2 separate regions of the Homo sapiens genome follow, and region 1 is linked to region 2. Evidence: chromatin loops called from intact Hi-C (ENCODE). Cell type or tissue: PC-3. All regions are shown on one strand.

Evidence for each region. Peaks named below come from ENCODE experiments on the same cell type or tissue, not always from the same donor. Only the 100,000 strongest peaks of a DNase experiment are listed, where the experiment ranks them.
Region 1: a loop joins it to region 2, with 2.0 times the contacts of the local background. A loop is called at or near these places in 1 of 110 quality-filtered maps.

Annotation. Positions count from the first base shown.
Region 1 is chr2:45,350,780-45,358,779 of GRCh38, reverse strand. No RefSeq gene overlaps it. Among named protein-coding and RNA genes, the nearest start is that of LINC01121, 100 kb to the right of the region's middle. In PC-3, no CTCF peak of the experiment used is centred here; a DNase peak (open chromatin) is centred at 4,689; H3K27ac peaks cover 3,448 bases.
Region 2 is chr2:45,235,141-45,243,140 of GRCh38, reverse strand. All of the region lies in intron 1 of LINC01121 (long intergenic non-protein coding RNA 1121), which reads left to right. Among named protein-coding and RNA genes, the nearest start is that of LINC01121, 16 kb to the left of the region's middle. In PC-3, CTCF peaks have their summits at 4,470 and 4,674 (motif pointing left); DNase peaks (open chromatin) are centred at 1,780 and 4,820; H3K4me3 peaks cover 299 bases; H3K27ac peaks cover 6,115 bases.

The DNA.
Region 1 (8,000 bases), 120 kb before region 2:
TACAAATAAAACCAGGCTGCTCTGTGCACGCTTGTGAGGTGATGCCTGGGGCCTCGCACGGTTGGGCCAGAGATTGATACGGTGTGTGCACGCCTGGGCCAATCCAACCCTTTTGATCTATTTCTGAAAGCAGCTTTTTGCCTCCTGCTTCAAGTGATTGATTAAGTTAGGATCTCTTTTAGGAATTCTCTCCACTCATGCCTCCTCACCAGCTTACAATGAGCCCTGCCAAATTTTACTTTCCTTTTATGCTGCAGATTGTTCTGTTCCAAGTGGGTAAATGGAAACTGTGTTCCTAAGATGCAGCCAGTTACCTTGGAATTCCTGTTCTCCATTCCGTATGGTTCAGGCACCCTCTTATCACATCATCAGTCATGTTTCTAGCTGGGTTCTGGCCTTATGGTTAGGGAGCAGCTTTGCTTCAGAGCTTTCCTTCCCCTGCGGGCTCCCCCACTCCCACTTTGGTGTGAGAATCATGGGGAACCAGGGGTGACACCATTTATTTTAAAACAAGCCAGCACACATGTTTGTAGGCTTTTTAAAGCCATAGACTGTAAGTGGACACTTCCGGTGTTCCTCAGGCCCCAGCTGGAGAAGTGGCCCTTGGTTCCATGGGTCCTCGTGGAATGGGGATCCAAGGTGATTAAAAAGCACCAGCTTTGCGGCACTCAGACCTGTTGCCACTCCTGCCTCCAAGCACGGTGTTTTCTTGTAAAAACTGGGATTCAAGTTTTCATCTCTCATGAGTGGTGAGGAAGATGGACATAAACAATTAGAAGTATAAGCACCTTCCCATCTCCATTTTGAAGTCCTCCTTCTACCTCCCAAACCTTACATTGTCTTCTCCAAAGTGGCCATCCTGCAATGCCAGTGAGCCTGGCCCTCAGGGAAGGACATTGCCAGAGCTCTTTCCTCCTCCTCCTCCCCTGTGCCCTCTCACAGCACCCGGCTCACTGTATACCAAGCATTTCTTTCAGTTTCCCTGAGTTGGTGAAGTCTTGTTGAAATGATCCAGTGTGGTCTCAGTTCTGCTGTAAGAAATTGGAGCTAGGGTGCAAGTGTTAATAGTTCAGAGGTCTTGGGGCAGGGGTAGGGGAACTTTGAGACAAGAATGAGGCGGAGGAGGAAAGGCCCAGCCACACTTTCTCAACCTTGCAAAACCTGAGTTTTGCTTTATGAAGGCAACTAGTCATTCTCTTTATCATCTGCACTGTCCTGTTAGCAACTCTACTGTTTTGGTTTCTTTTGGGGACCATTTTTCCCCCACAAAGAAAGGCCTTCCTACAAATCTAGGGCTTTTAGTTTTAAAAATTACTCCATGAGAGTTACTACGTACGTGATCATAAGTATAGTAATATGGCATTAAGTTTAGAGGTTATTTATCCATTCACTAATTTACTCAGCAAATATTCCTTGAGTGCCTCTTATGTACCAAACACGATTCAAGCCCTAAGGATATAACAAATAACAAAAAAGACAAAATATCTACCCTCATGGGTCTGATATGGGAAAGATGTCAACAACGACAGCAAAATAGATAGTTTCAGTTAGTGACAATGAAGAAAAATGAACAAGGAAAGGGGGTGAAGAGTGATGAGGACATGGGGAAGGGAGAGTAGATGGGCTAGATCCTCTTTGGAAGGTATTTCGGTGGACACGAGAGTGAAATGAGGTTGGAACTATACAAAGACCCAGGAGAAGAACACTGAGGAGGTAGAAAGGTCCAGAGGCAAGAAACAGGGCTCAAGGAAAAGCAAGAAGGTCAAAGTGACCAGAGCACAGTATGCAAGGAAGGCATGGCAGGAAATGAGGCCACACTGGGCGGGGCATTGTAGTCCACAGGAGGAGTTTGGGATCTTATTCTAGGCATACAGTAAAGCCACGAGAGGATTTTGAGTAGTGGAGTGACATGGTTTGATTTATGGTTTTCAAACATCACTATGACTGCTGTGTGGAGAACAGACTAGTGAGGAGAAAGGAGGAAGCAAGAAGACGCACGAAACGGCAGCAGTAGCCCAGGCAGGTGGGGTTGGCTGGCTTCATACACTGCCGTAGTGGTCAAGGTCATGAGAAGCCATCAAATTCAGCGTATCTTTTGAGTATGGAGCCAACGGAACTTGCTGAAGGATTGCATATGGGGTGTGAGAGAAAAGTGAGTACTCAAAAATGACTCCTAGGATTTTGGCCAGAGTGGCTGAACAGCAATGCTATTTCCTGAGAAAGGGAAATGTGGAGAGGGAGCTGGTTTGGGATAGGAATCATGAGATGTGTTTTGGACGTGTTGACTTTGGGATACTTATCCGATATCCAAGTATCTGGAGCTCAGGAAGAGTCTGGGTCTGGAGCTGTAAATATAGGCATCATCGTTGATCAGATGAGGGCCATGGGACTGGACAGAGTTACTCAGGGAGGTGGAGAAGAGGATAGGTCCAAGGACAGCCATAGGGCTCTCCAACACTTACAAACCTGGAAGTGAAGACCTCACCTGAGCTCACCCTTCCTGGTCTCATGGTTTTGTGGGAATCTCCACTTGGTTTCCTAGCCCCCCATCCAGGATCAAGTTTTACATCTTGGTGGCTTAAGGCTTCTGCCCATGGGGACTTTGGAGATCTCACGGATCTAGTCCCTGGCCCAGGTCCTGGTGGCCTTCTTGTGCTCTAGTCAGAAGCCCTGGGTTCTCTTCACAAGCACGGAGCCTGTGTCTGGACCTAGAATGAACACACTGATGGCTCCAGTCCTAGTACTGTTTCCATGTTATACCTGAACCACAGAGTTGATTATTTTGTGACAGGAGACATGACTATTTTGTGACACTTTGATTTTCCCCAATGCCATGTGTTTGGTAATATGGGGCGGGCCATCTAGGAGGCAAGGGACGTTGCTGTCCTGACTGGGGAACCAACATTTTGATTTTCAAGATCATTTTCTCTGTGGTTTAAGCTCACTCCTTGGATCTCTCCAAACACTGGTTGTCGCTGAGTCATTCACTCTATATTTATTGACAGATACTATGAACCTTGCAAAATACAGTATAAGACATGGTTCCTGCCCTCTAGGAGCTTAGAATCAGGCCAGGCAATTGAAAATTGCTAGCATAAAATGAGGAACAGTATAACTTTATATATTCTTGCTTGGATCTGCCCTGGCACAGTGCTTAGCACATAGAGAATTTTCAACAAATGTGAAAGGAACAAGACCATAGAGGGTCATCATTGTCCAGTGACCTTTACCAACCATGAATGCTGCAAGATTCAGGGAGGAGGAGATGAGTAAGGGCTAGTGTGGTTGGAGAAAGTGGAGGGAGATGCAGTTGGAAGCCATGAGGTCAGGGGTGGCTTTAAAGAAGGGCAGGCTTGGGCCCCAGAGAAAAAAGAGAAGCATTGCAAGTGAGGAAAGAATGTGAAAAAGTAGAAGATTCAGCCCCCCTCAGGGTGTTGGGATCAGCCTGTGAAAAAGTTGAGGACATCTTGCAGGGATAGCAGGTACACACTACAGAGGTCCCAAAAGCCAACTTGGTACCTGGAGAGAAGGACTTTGCCTGCCGCTGCTTTGCTCTTCTGGAGGTTTGAACTCGTAAGGAAAAGAAATTGTGATTTCCTTTAAGCCAGAGTGAGAAGTGGCCCAATGTCTGACAGGCCTTAGAAGGGCAGCATATTTGAAAAGAGAAACAGAGGCAGGGAAGACTCCTTCATCCTGGGGCCACAAGCCCAGCACCTGGGAAGTTCATTATTGTAAGTACAAGTCCCATGGACCTGTGACCTAAGCTGGTGGCTGCCCACTCACCCAAAGCAAAGCAAACAGCCAAGGCGGCTGCCTTGATAACACTCTTATGACCAGTCATGAAAAGAATTAGTAATAAAAAAAATCACCTTACTTTGACAGAACGCTCTAGACTAGAGCTGAAAATGTGTTTCCACCTGCCTTCTATCTCTTAAGCTTCACAACAACTCTGATTTAAATATTCATGTTCTCTCCCAACAGGAGATGTACAATGTCAGACTGGCCCCAGGCCTGCTAATTGGCAAGGCCACAGTAAGTGTGTACCCCGGGGCACTGAGCTGTCCACCTGGGGTGATTTTATTTATTTATTTATTTTTGAGATGGACTCTCACTCTATCGCCCAGGCTGGAGTGCAGTGGCGCAATCTTGGCTCACTGCAACCTTCGCCTCCTGGGTTCAAGTGATTCTCCTGCCTCAGCCTCCCAAGTAGCTGGGACTACAGGCGCCCACCACCACGCTGGGTTAATTTTTTGTGTTTTTAGTAGAGATGGGGTTTTACCGTGTTAGCCAGGACGGTCCCGATCTCCTGACCTCGTGATCCACCTGCCTTGGCCTCCCAAAGTGTTGGGATTACAGGCGTGAGCCACCGCACCTGGCCAACCAGGGGTGATTTTAGTGCTCCAAGCACCAGCACCTGCTCTCGTTAGTCACACAGGAGGAAGACACACTGGAGGAAGGTGTGACCAACTTCAAGGCTGAAAACCAAATGGAAAGTAGAAGGAAGGAATGGATGATTCCTAAGGTTTCTGTGGTGAACATGGATGTGAGCCATTCAGTGTTCCAGGGGCTGGCTTTCTTACCACGCAGGCCTGGATTGCAGCTAGCTCTGTCCTTTAGACCTCTGCCCCTGTGATGAGGAAAGGAAATTGCCTTTCAATGACTAATGTGAAAGGAAAATAAAATCTCAGGATCCCAAACTCACTATATCAAAGGGAAAGTTAAGCTTGGGAACTGAGTCATGCAAAAAGCTACCTTCCTTCTGTTCCCAAACAGCTGTAGTTTTATATGTTTACTTTATCTCATGTAGAATGTAGATCTACTGAGCAAGATAGGAATGCATGCTTGACTTCCCCACCACTCCGTTCTTCTCACATGTAAAATGTAGCTTTACTGAGTGCCAATCAGAGCCTCACAAGAATGTGACCACTTGCCTCATTGCCTGCCCTCTCGCCTTTTTTTCCTTTCCTCCTCCACTTCCTTCTCCCTCTCCTCTTTAAATATCAAAGTCCTCAAAACCCTCTTTGGAAAAAGCGCAGGACACAGATCCTACTGGGACCCATGTGTCTCTTTCCTGGGTGCATCCTCAACCTTGGCCAAATCAGCCTCTAAATCAATTGACATCTGCCTCAGTCACTTTTTGGTTGACACTAATAAACTCATGTTTAGGTACCTTGGCTCCAGATCATTTTATTTCCTACCTCACAAGGACAAAATCCCAATTTAAAACAAATGCTCAGCTTACCAAACAGAAAAGGAAAACAGTAGAAGATAAGAAAACAAAACAAAAAAGCATGCTCTGGGCCATCTTTGTTCTATTATCATATTTTTGGTCTTCTAAATGAAGCATCTTTACATGCAAATCCATTTTTGTGTATTTTGACTGATTGCTGGCAAGGTAGAGAGAAATAAATATTTCTGGAAATGGGCATGGCATAAACATATCATTAGCAGGGCTGCAGCTTTGTGTGTGTGTGTGTGTGTGTGTGTGTGTGTGTGTGTGTGTGTGTGTGCATGTGGTTTGAAAAGATGTTTATGGTGAGTTCAGTCAACAGACCCTCCTATCTTCTCTGTGATCATGTCTTTAAGGACCTGGGAGCACCAGGCCTGGGGAGGATAGATGGGAAATGTTCTTGGAGCTTAAGGAACATTCCAGATCTTAGGCATTGATTAAGCTAGAAACCCACCATCTGCACACTTGCTCATAGCCCTTCTGATCATATTTCTTAATTTTTAAATGTCTGAAGCGTGTTTAGGTGTCCCCCATGACGCCGATGTTGCTTTAAAAATTCCAGCTGTTGCAGAGCTCTTCTCAAGGATGTTACTAGGCAACTTAGCGACTGCAAGGGGGAAGGTGTTTCTGACCTCCAATTCCAGTAGAGCCCAGGCCTGTAAAATACATGTAAACAGGCAGTTGTGACTTTTTCTTTTCCTTTTTAAAAATCAGACTTAGTCACATTGAGGTCCTGCTCCAAGGCAGGAGGATTGAGTGTAAAGATGTTAGCAGCTGAGTTGAGATGGGAGTGTTTTCACGTCTGGGATATATTGCTTTGTCTAACAAGGTGCCCCAGCAGGCTTCCAATTGTGGTCTCCCCAGACCCTCCCAGCTGCACAGGCTGATTGACAGACTGTGGGCAGATGCGGTGCCAGACTCCAATAAAGAGAGGGCCTTGGGAAAATATAAGGCAATTATTGATGGGCAGCAATCCACTAATCAGACAATTTCAAAATTAATCCCATATTCCCTTACTGTATTAGCTTTCTTTCTTGTTTGTATTTATATAGCAAATTCATGACTTCAGTGAAAATTCTTCCCTCCAGCCCAATTATATCTCTCTGAGGACATTAAATTAAAAAACAAGAGATATTGAAAGTGGCTTGCAATTAGTTTCTTTAGTTAAAGGTGCTGCATGCACTTAGCAACTGTGGCGCTCATCACAGGATGCATAATAATAAAAGTAAACACACGTATTTTTTCCTGGGCTTGACAGGGTGAGGGGTTGATAAGAATAATATGCCTGGCATTACTCTGGACCAGTGATAATGGGTTAAATAATTGTGATTTGATTTGTTAACTGATTAGATTTGCATAAAATCCTACTCCAAACTCCTCAGGATGCTCTGCCTTCCTTCTTGCTGTGGTCCATCCTCCCGCCTTCCCTTGCCTCATTAAGAATGTACATTTTTTTTTACAATAAAGTCATTCAGAGAAAACGCGATCAGTTTCTATCACAGGTTTCCCATGCAGGATAACCTTCCAAGTAGTGGTATGAAGCTTTTAAATATACATAAATACATTTCAAATATTTTGCCAGTTACTTATTATGGAAGTGAATCTCTTTATTACCATTTCCATCCTCATTTCATCTCCCTTCCCTGTCCCCTGGTTTTTGTAAGTTTTTTGTTCTGTTTTGTTTTATTGACCTGAAACAGCTGGAATTCTCTTTTTGTTCACTGCAACAATTGCTTCTGCAGAATGCTTCCCGATTGCATAAATTTGCCACTTAAACTGAGGAACGTCAAGCATCACTACAATTTGGAGGAATTATAAATGGCCAGAAGCTCATTTTGGCCTGAAGACTGTGGTTGTTGAGTTCTGCCTGATCGTCCAGCTTTGGCAGTCTCTCCCCCCATAACCCCTACAAGTTCAGTATGTTGCCATCTGCCCCATATAGAAGTATATCCCAAGAAAAAAAGGACAAGCCCATTATCTTTGCATCCATTGAATCTGACGAGTTCTGAAGGAGGTCAGCTTCTATTTCAATGAAGTACTGGTGAGTTGAAGAAGAGAGCATTGGGATTTTAGGCACTTTCCCCAACATCTCATAGTTTAAATTTCTGGTATACACTTCTATGCAGATGAGTCCTGTCCTCCGGCAGGAGGAATTGATGCAACTCTGGTCCCGCATCAGGACTCAATAACTTCAGGTACCATTTGATTCTCTTCCCATTCTGACCCTGGCCCCAGTTCTACAGGCAAACCTTGTTGCTGGTTTGGAAATAGTCAAGCCATTTAAGCCATTACTCTTCCCTCCTATGCCTGGGATGACATTTGCAATCAATCATTAAAGTCTTTTTCTGGAATCAGTCTTAGAATCTTGTCTTAGATTCCTAGAGTCTTAGGTGAATCAAGTGTTGGGGGCATCCAACCAGTTGAGTCAAGAAGAAAAGGCCAGACGTAAAGAAGCTAAGAAGAGTGAGGAGGGCTTTCCATTCCAGATGTTGAGATGAGGAGTGGGAGAAAAGAAGGCAGAGGAGAGCCAAGGAATAGAGTGGAGAATATACAAAGTGTGTGGTGGAAACCATGAGGAGCCCAGTCTTCCAGGAGCAAAAAGGGCAGAGATGAGGTTGCAAGAGCAGGTAGAACCAGAATCTTGTTCAGCCTTAGGCCCCAGGACTCACTGCCAACTAATCAGAACTGGTATGCAAACTGGCCAAGAAAAGTCCCTCATCCAGACCCAGATCTGGGGCTCAATTTTCTGTGCCTGCATCCTTGTTACTGT
Region 2 (8,000 bases):
TTCATCTTCAAGTGAGGAAACATGGGAAACTACAAAAGATTACAGAAGAGTAGAGAGGATGGACCAACATGGAGTCAATTCAGAATCCAGGACACAGGCAAAAGGCTAATGATCTTTAGGTTTCCATGACAACCAGAGGTGGCTTTACCATGATGCTAATGAAACAAGCTTCTGGGCCTCTCACTTCCACTGTCCCCTTCCCAGGCCCTGCTCCTAATTTTGTATTTGTAGTTTTGTATTCTTTTCCTTAAAAAGAGACCTCAAGTTGTATAAACCTTGGACCCCACAAAACCTAATGACAACCCCAGGCATGACTTGCATACCAGCCACCAAGCCTAGACCCAGTGCTCTGAAAACCCTTTCCTGGCAGCCCTGATAATTCTCTGAGTTTGGTAATTAGAGTGGGTGGCAGATTAAATTACCATGTTGCTTCCTAGCTAGGCTGGGAGAGCTGTGGCCTGACATAGAAGCCAGTGGGTGTCACATGGAACAAGTGCTCAGCTATCTCACACTCTGCTCTCTGTGGGGGCACGTGACCAAATTCATTACTAATGCTGAGCTGATCTGGTTACCTTGATTGACACTAAGTGATTTCAGCCCGGGCTATATTTGTCTTCGTGGGGAAAATGCCACGGAGCTGAAAGGCTATTTCCCCCTCCAAATACATTTGGGGCTGTCACTGTGGAGTTACGCACCCTGACATCAAAATCAGACCCACAGGCTTTGGAAGACAGAAAATGACATCATGGGCAAAAAATGGTGTCAGCTTAGCTTTGTTTTTCCATTCTTTTTCTGAACTCTGACAGAGAAGTAGTTTGTCTAGAATTTGAAAAGGCTTTCAGGCAAGGAAAAGGAAGAGTTAGTCGGAGCTGGACTTGTTTGCCAACACAAAAAATAGTTGCCAGGACATATTTCTCTGTCCTCATGATTCCACTCTGTTACTATGAAGCTTAATTTTAAAATGCTTTTATTTGTTAGGGTTTTGGTATCTAATGAATCATTTAACCTGTTATTGAATAAAATTTTAAGCTCTTAGAATTAAATACTACTTAATACAACACATTTTTGTTTATAGTACCAAAAAGAAAAATATTACCTACAAGATCCTACCCTTAAGTCTGACCACCTTTTCCCATGGTTGCTAAGCACATAAGACAAGTCTGTGAATGACCTAGTATTATCTTTACAATGCTGTGCTATGTGAATTCTGAATGCGTGTAAGAAATACATCAAACCTAGTAACACAGGCAAAAATTAGATACTGCTAGTCCATAAACTTCAATTAGGAAGTTTAAATTAGACTGAAGGAGAAATTTTAGCCTAAAGATATCAAATAGAGCTATAGTGGCTTAAAGTGAACTATTACCCTACTTCATACAAGTCAAGTATTTTGGATGGAGCAAATGTTTAATTTAACAAGCAGTTGTTTTGATTGATTCCTCTGGACTTAAGAATAACAAAGGGAATGTAAAAAAAATAAAGTAAACCACCCTTTATCATTGTTCTTGTCCTCATGCATGCTCTGGTTCTCTCTTTACTGCTGGCGTAGAGGAAGGGGACCCTCTTGCAGGTTCACAACCTGGTGGGTTTGGGTGCAGAGATGTGATGAAGCTTGTTCTAACTATCTGCCTGCAGTAGTTACTCATATCAGACTGGGTCAGGTGAGCAGGGAGGCAGAGCTACCGTTTAGCTTCAAATCACAAAGTTATAACTCCCGAATCTGCTCCTCCTCCTCTCTTGAATTTCTGCCTTCTTTCCAGGGAAGATGACAATGAGATGGGATGGGTTTTGACAGAGAAATGGGAGGGAGTGTCCACTGACCTAAGGAAAATACTTCATCTCATGAAAACATGGTTTCTTTTATATAGAGGCATATAAAAATGCACGTAAACAAGCATTTTTTATTGAACATTAAATTTTATTGGTACAGAGCATGTGTTTTGTTATACTGGTGACTAATGCCTTTTAAAAATGAGATTTTGAAATGCCATTCTGCTTATGTAACTGAGATAAAGAGCTTTTAGGACATTGTTCTGCAGTGAACCCCTATAATAATAGCTGATTAGCAACAAGACAACTTGAGGTGCCAAGAATGTTTACTGCAGAACCTTCTATTAAGTAGGAAAAGGTTTTGTTTTTTGGAGAGGTTATCCAGATGGTTTTGCCTGAGAAACCTCTCTAACTGACCTCAAAAGTCATTAGTTTGCAAATATTAGTGTGCAAAAATATTTATTTGCATGTAGATGCCCTGGTTGGTCCCTATTTTCCTGTCTAATGAGGTCACTAGGAGAGTGATTTATTTTAAAACATCTAGTTAAAAATAAATTTATCCATAAGAGAAACAGGAGGAAATATACATACTAAAAGTTGCTTATTACAAAAAAAAAAATCTTTATTTCAATACTGACTCTTTTTTTTTTTTTTTTTTTTTTTTTTTACTTTAAGTTCTGGTATACATGTGCAGAATGTGCAGGTTTGTTACATAGGTATATATGTGCCATAGTGGTTTGCCGCACCCATCAACCCGTCATCTAGGTTTTAAGCCCCTCATGCATTAGGTATTTGTCCTAATGCTCTCCCTCCCCTTGCCCCCTACCCCGCAACAGGCCCTGGTGTGTGATGTTCCCCTCCCTGTGTCCATGTGAACACTGACTGTCTTATAAAGCCTTGATGATGTTCCATAATCATAATTTTTCTTTCAAAGGAAAGTGCTTTTTAGTCTGCAGTAGATTCCTGGATGTTAGCTGCTATGTCCATGATGACTATCACATTTATGGGAGTATGCTTGTTTTTGAAAATAACAGGAGAAGCCAAAGAGGCAAAGTAAATAAAAATACTTCCCAAAAAAAAAATATTGAAATAACGAATGTGTTGGAAGTGAATATTTTCCCAGGCTGGTGATTTTCTTGTACTATAAAGCGTATGGACAGTTAAGTCCCTGGTCACATTCGCAGGGGCCTGGCTTCTGAGTTCCCCTGGGCTCCCAAACACGGCATCCTAGCAGAGGTGTGTGTGACAGCATCATCCCCAGCTTCTGGAAGACCTGGCCCTAGGTCTTTAGGGAAAATCTTTCCACTTTCTCATATATATATATATATATATATATATATATATATATATATATATACACACACACACATATATATATATATACACATATATATGTGTGTATATATATATATACACACATATATATGTGTATATATATATATATATTTTGTGATGGAGTCTCACTCCGTTGCCCAGGCTGGAGTGCAGTGGCGTAATCTTGGCTCACTGCAATATCCTCCTCCCAGATTCAAGCGATTCTCCTGCCTCAGCCTCCCAAGTAGCTGGGATTACAGGCATCCGCCACCATGCCCAGCTAGTTTTTGTATTTTTAGTAGAGATGGGGTTTCACCATGTTGGCCAGGCTGGTCTCGAACTCCTGACCTCAAGTGATCCACCCGCCTTGGCCCCGCAAAGTGCTGGGATTACAGGCATCAGCCATTGTGTCCAGCCAGATTTTTATAAGCATCCTAAGAGCTGCAGGGTATGTCTACTGAAAAATAAAAATGATTAGTTCTCAAGATCACTGTGCAAACTAGTACTGGTTCCATGGGAAACAGGGTTTTTGCCTATTTGCCAGTTTCTAAAGTTGAGGTAATTCAGGGCAACTTTAGTCTCCGCAAATTATCCCTGATTCTCAGCTGAAGTGACCACAGGCTCAATCTGTGTTCTGTCCTAAAACAAAATAAAGCAAAACTCCCTCAATTTATTATATGGTAGGAAAGCTTATGGGTTCTGCAACATACTAGCTGTGTGACTTTGGGCACATTTACCTCAGTTTCCTCACTTGTAAATGCGGAAAATGATACTTGCTCTTCCTGACACTGTGAGGATTAAATGAGATAATATGTGGAAATCATCTGGCACATAATAGAAACCCAATAAATCTGCATCCTCATCCCTCTACACCCCTTTTGGGAAAGCCTTTCCAGCTTGGATAAATCCAAACTTTCTAAAGACTGCAGGCTCCTGGTCTGAATATCACCCTTAGGGAAGGCTGAGTCCAGATTGGGAAGTCTCTTTGCTCTCTACCTTCATTTGCTGAGATCCTTTCTCTTCTGTACACATCTGTCCTTCACCCCTGAGCTCTTTCTGGGAGGGGCAAAGGGGCTCCGTAAACTCAAAAGGATCCTTCAAAAGGATGTTATGCTAACGGCAGAGTTCTAGGGATGGTGAGTCCAAAGGCAGATTGTTCGAGGAAGGGGCTTTTGAGGAGCGGGGCCTTCCCTGAACCCCACAGATGCCCCCATGCAGTGGGCTGCTTATTCTACCTGAACCCTGGGAGAGCTCCAGCTAAGGGCTCACACAGGCTCTAGCAGAGAGTATAAGAAATACCCATCAGTGACCACAATTAAGGATCTTGGCCTGGTCAAAGTCAAGGTCATTCATTAACATTTTCTGAGCACCCATTCCCCAGAATACATATGTTTTGCCCATTGTTTCTCAGCACCCACACTAAAGGACCCATAGTTTAGATCAAAGTACTAGTGCAGGGCTCCATGGATAGGCTTCTGAGGGTGGGTGATTCCCTGAAGCTGTGTGCAAAACAGTATGTGCATATGTTTTTGTGCATTTCTGGGGAGAACATCCAGAACTTTCATTACCTTCTCAGAAAGTTAGGAACCACCTGCTGGTTGTGAACTGAATGTTCTCCCTGTACTCTGCTGGGGCCAGTAGGAATCTTGGCTCCCAGAGTCCCTCCTGGGCCTCCAGATAGATAAAATGTTATGACAGAGGGTGCAGCTGTCATTCCTGGGAGGCCCATGCCCAGTGACTAAGCACTGAGCAATATTTGCTGTACCTCCTTCCAACCACGGCTTCCTGGACCATCACCTCGTCAACAGTTGGTCTGCATACAGCGAAAGAGAAATCAGTCTTCTGGTACTAAACCACATTCTGGGCTACAGCTGTAGGGAGAGAGTGGAGCTTGGCCATGGAGGGTGGTGCGCTGGGCTGTTTGGCAACCTTGGCCAGGCTGTTTAAGCCTCAGTTCTCCTACGGAGATATTAGCTCCTGGCTGTAAGGCCAGGTCTCCCGCCCTCACTAATGTACCCTGCACAGTTCCTGGTGCCCTGAAGGTGCTCAGCTCATGTCCATGGAGTTGAAGTGAAGAGGAACTGATAATCCCTGCCCCAGGCTAGGAGGGGCAATCAGACCACATAAATAACCATGAGAGAATTACAGGTCAGGAACTCAGGGGCTGCAGCTCAGAGGATAGCTGACTTCAGCTCAAGGGCTGGGTGGGTGGATAAGGACTCCGAGAAGGCTTTATCGGGGGGGTAGGTGGGGGACTTTAGAGAGAAGGCTTGACGGAACGGTAGAAGGTAGACATGGGGGTGTACAGACAAAGGGCATTTCTGGGAGGGAAGTGGCTTTAGCAGGACAACACAGGGGCAGGGAGGTTCTGGGCTAGAGCAAGCCCCCTGGCTGGGCTAGAACCAAGAGTGCCTAGAAGAGAGGGACCAAACTGGGCTGGAAAGTGGGTGACCACCCACTGCTGTGGCTCACTTCACCCAAGGAGAAGAGGACTGAGCAGTGGGCCTGGTGGTCCCCCGTGGCTGTGCCACTGGGTCCAGGGACCCGCTGGCCCCACATCCTGTGGGTTCACTGACCGAGGCCCAAAGCCAGGACAACCCAACAAGGCTCAGCACTGTGCCAGGTTATGCTTTTACAGCTAAAACCTCACTGGTCTTGGAGGAAAGTTCTCCTGCTTGTCAGTTCCCGGTGCTCACATAGATCACTCTCGAAGGCAGGCAGGAAGCAGATCTATAATTACCGAGGCAGCTGAGATGCTTTTCCCTGGGGCTGGTGTTTAGACTTATAACGTCATCATTTATAAGGCCCGTTCTTCTCTGATAATGAAACGAAGTAGGGCAGTGTTACTAGACTTGAGACAGGAGTTTTCTTCTCTCATCCCACTCCACCCCTCTCACTTCCCTTCCCCAAATTTCCGCTTATCTGTCTCCAGCCGATCTCTAGTATTTTCAATACTATCTCTTCACCACAGAGGGAACATTCTAGGGGACAATAAAAATCGGAATTGTTGCTTAGTAGCCTCTGTGAGATTCAAACCACCTTCAAAAACTCATTTAAATATCTCTTTTCCTCCAGGCGTCCTTCATGGATTGCTCTTCCCTAAGACGTTGCTTTCTTTATGATGGCCTTGCTATTTATATAAGTGGTTCTCTTCTGTTGCAGCTAGTCCTAAAGAAGCATGGTAAATATTTCAGGCTCTGGACCCTTTAAACCGTCATTTTTTTTAAGAAAACAAATTCTGTCCCTCATTTTGACTGGGGATAGAGGGGGTAGGCATTCTGATGCCCTCTCTCAGCCTTTGTGTAGGGATTGTCTTCTCCATTAGCCTGTATGCTTAAGTCTTCCCTCCCTTTCTCCCTGGAGTGCATATCCAGAGTTTGCTAGGGGGAAGGGTAGGCTGTGCAGTGGATGGGGTAAATGGTATGTGGGTGTGTATACACGTGTGTGTGTGTGTGTATGCATGTATGTGTGTGAGCCCAGGCCCCTTAGTACACTTTCTTGTAGGAATCCAAGCATCACCGGTTAAGGTAGAGGACATTGCAAGGGTCTGTAGCCTGAAAGTCCTGGAGACTCTTTGTCCCAACAGGGATGCCACCTGTTGCTGTCCTCAGCTCACATGGAGGACATAATCCCTGAAGGAAGGTATGAAACTTCCCTCTGCTTGGCTGTTGGAGAATGGTGTGGTCAGGACAGCTCTGGCAAAGCTGTGATGCAGACATTAAGTCCTGGGTGCCCCTACCCCTACCACATGCCCCATCCTGGGTTCTGTACATGGCTGGGCCACACCAGTTCCAGGGCCTCCATGCACACACTGTCCTGGCCAGGAGGGGAAGAGTATTCCAGCGAGGGGAGGGCTAAGCCGAGGCTGAGGCAGTGTGAGCACATTGACAACTACACTTTTTTAAATCAGGAATTTAAACAGTAATCACAAAAAGTACAATCTCTGGCATACTGAAAATTTGACAGTTATAAAATTGTAATAATACTCCTTAATGTGTCCAGTGAAACATACATACTATAACAATGTGTTAGCCACCATCACTTGTTTAAAAATTATGCCAACCAGGTCTTCTTTGGCCATCAGAACTTTTATATTGTTCTTATTTCTCTTTGGATCTGCATTTCCATCCCACTTCCCCCATGGAATTTTATTCTAATATGTCTTCATGCTTATTATAGTCACTGTAATAAAACTGTGTAGGTATTGAAATTAACTGAAAACCTCCTGTGATCATTAGCTCTAAGTGTTAAAAAACAATTTCTATATTATTCATTAAAACAATTTTATTGATCAAAATATCATAATATGAATTTTTTTTGAGACAGAGTCTTGCTGTGTTGCCAGGCTGGAGTGCAGTGGCACGATCTTGGCTCACTACAACCTCTGCCTCCCAGGTTCAAGCGATTCTCCTGCCTCAACCTCCCGAGTAGGTGGGACTACAGGCGCACACCACCAGGCCCAGCTAATGTGTGTATTTTTAGTAGAGACAGGGTTTCACCATGTTGGCCAGGTTGGTCTCGATCTGTTGACCTCGTGATCAGCCTGCCTCAGCCTCCCAAAGTGCTGGGATTATAGGCGTGAGCCACCGCACCCAGCCAATATAATATGAATTTTAATAAATAACAAAAATGCAATGTTATTGGAAATGCATCTGTTAATGACATAGGAGGGCTTTCTTTTTTCAGCCTTCTTCTCTATACATGGATGAATATTACTTATTGTTAAAATGAGGCAGTGCTTAGCTTCAATTCTACTTCTATTTTTTCTTTCTTATATATGTACCTGCTGAGAAAACATGTTCACAAAATATGATTGAAATAGAAAAAGCTTTGTTATATCAAAGATAATCAATTCTTTTAACTCCTTCCCAGTTATATACCCAAATCATGGTCATCTATCATCAAAAATTATTTTT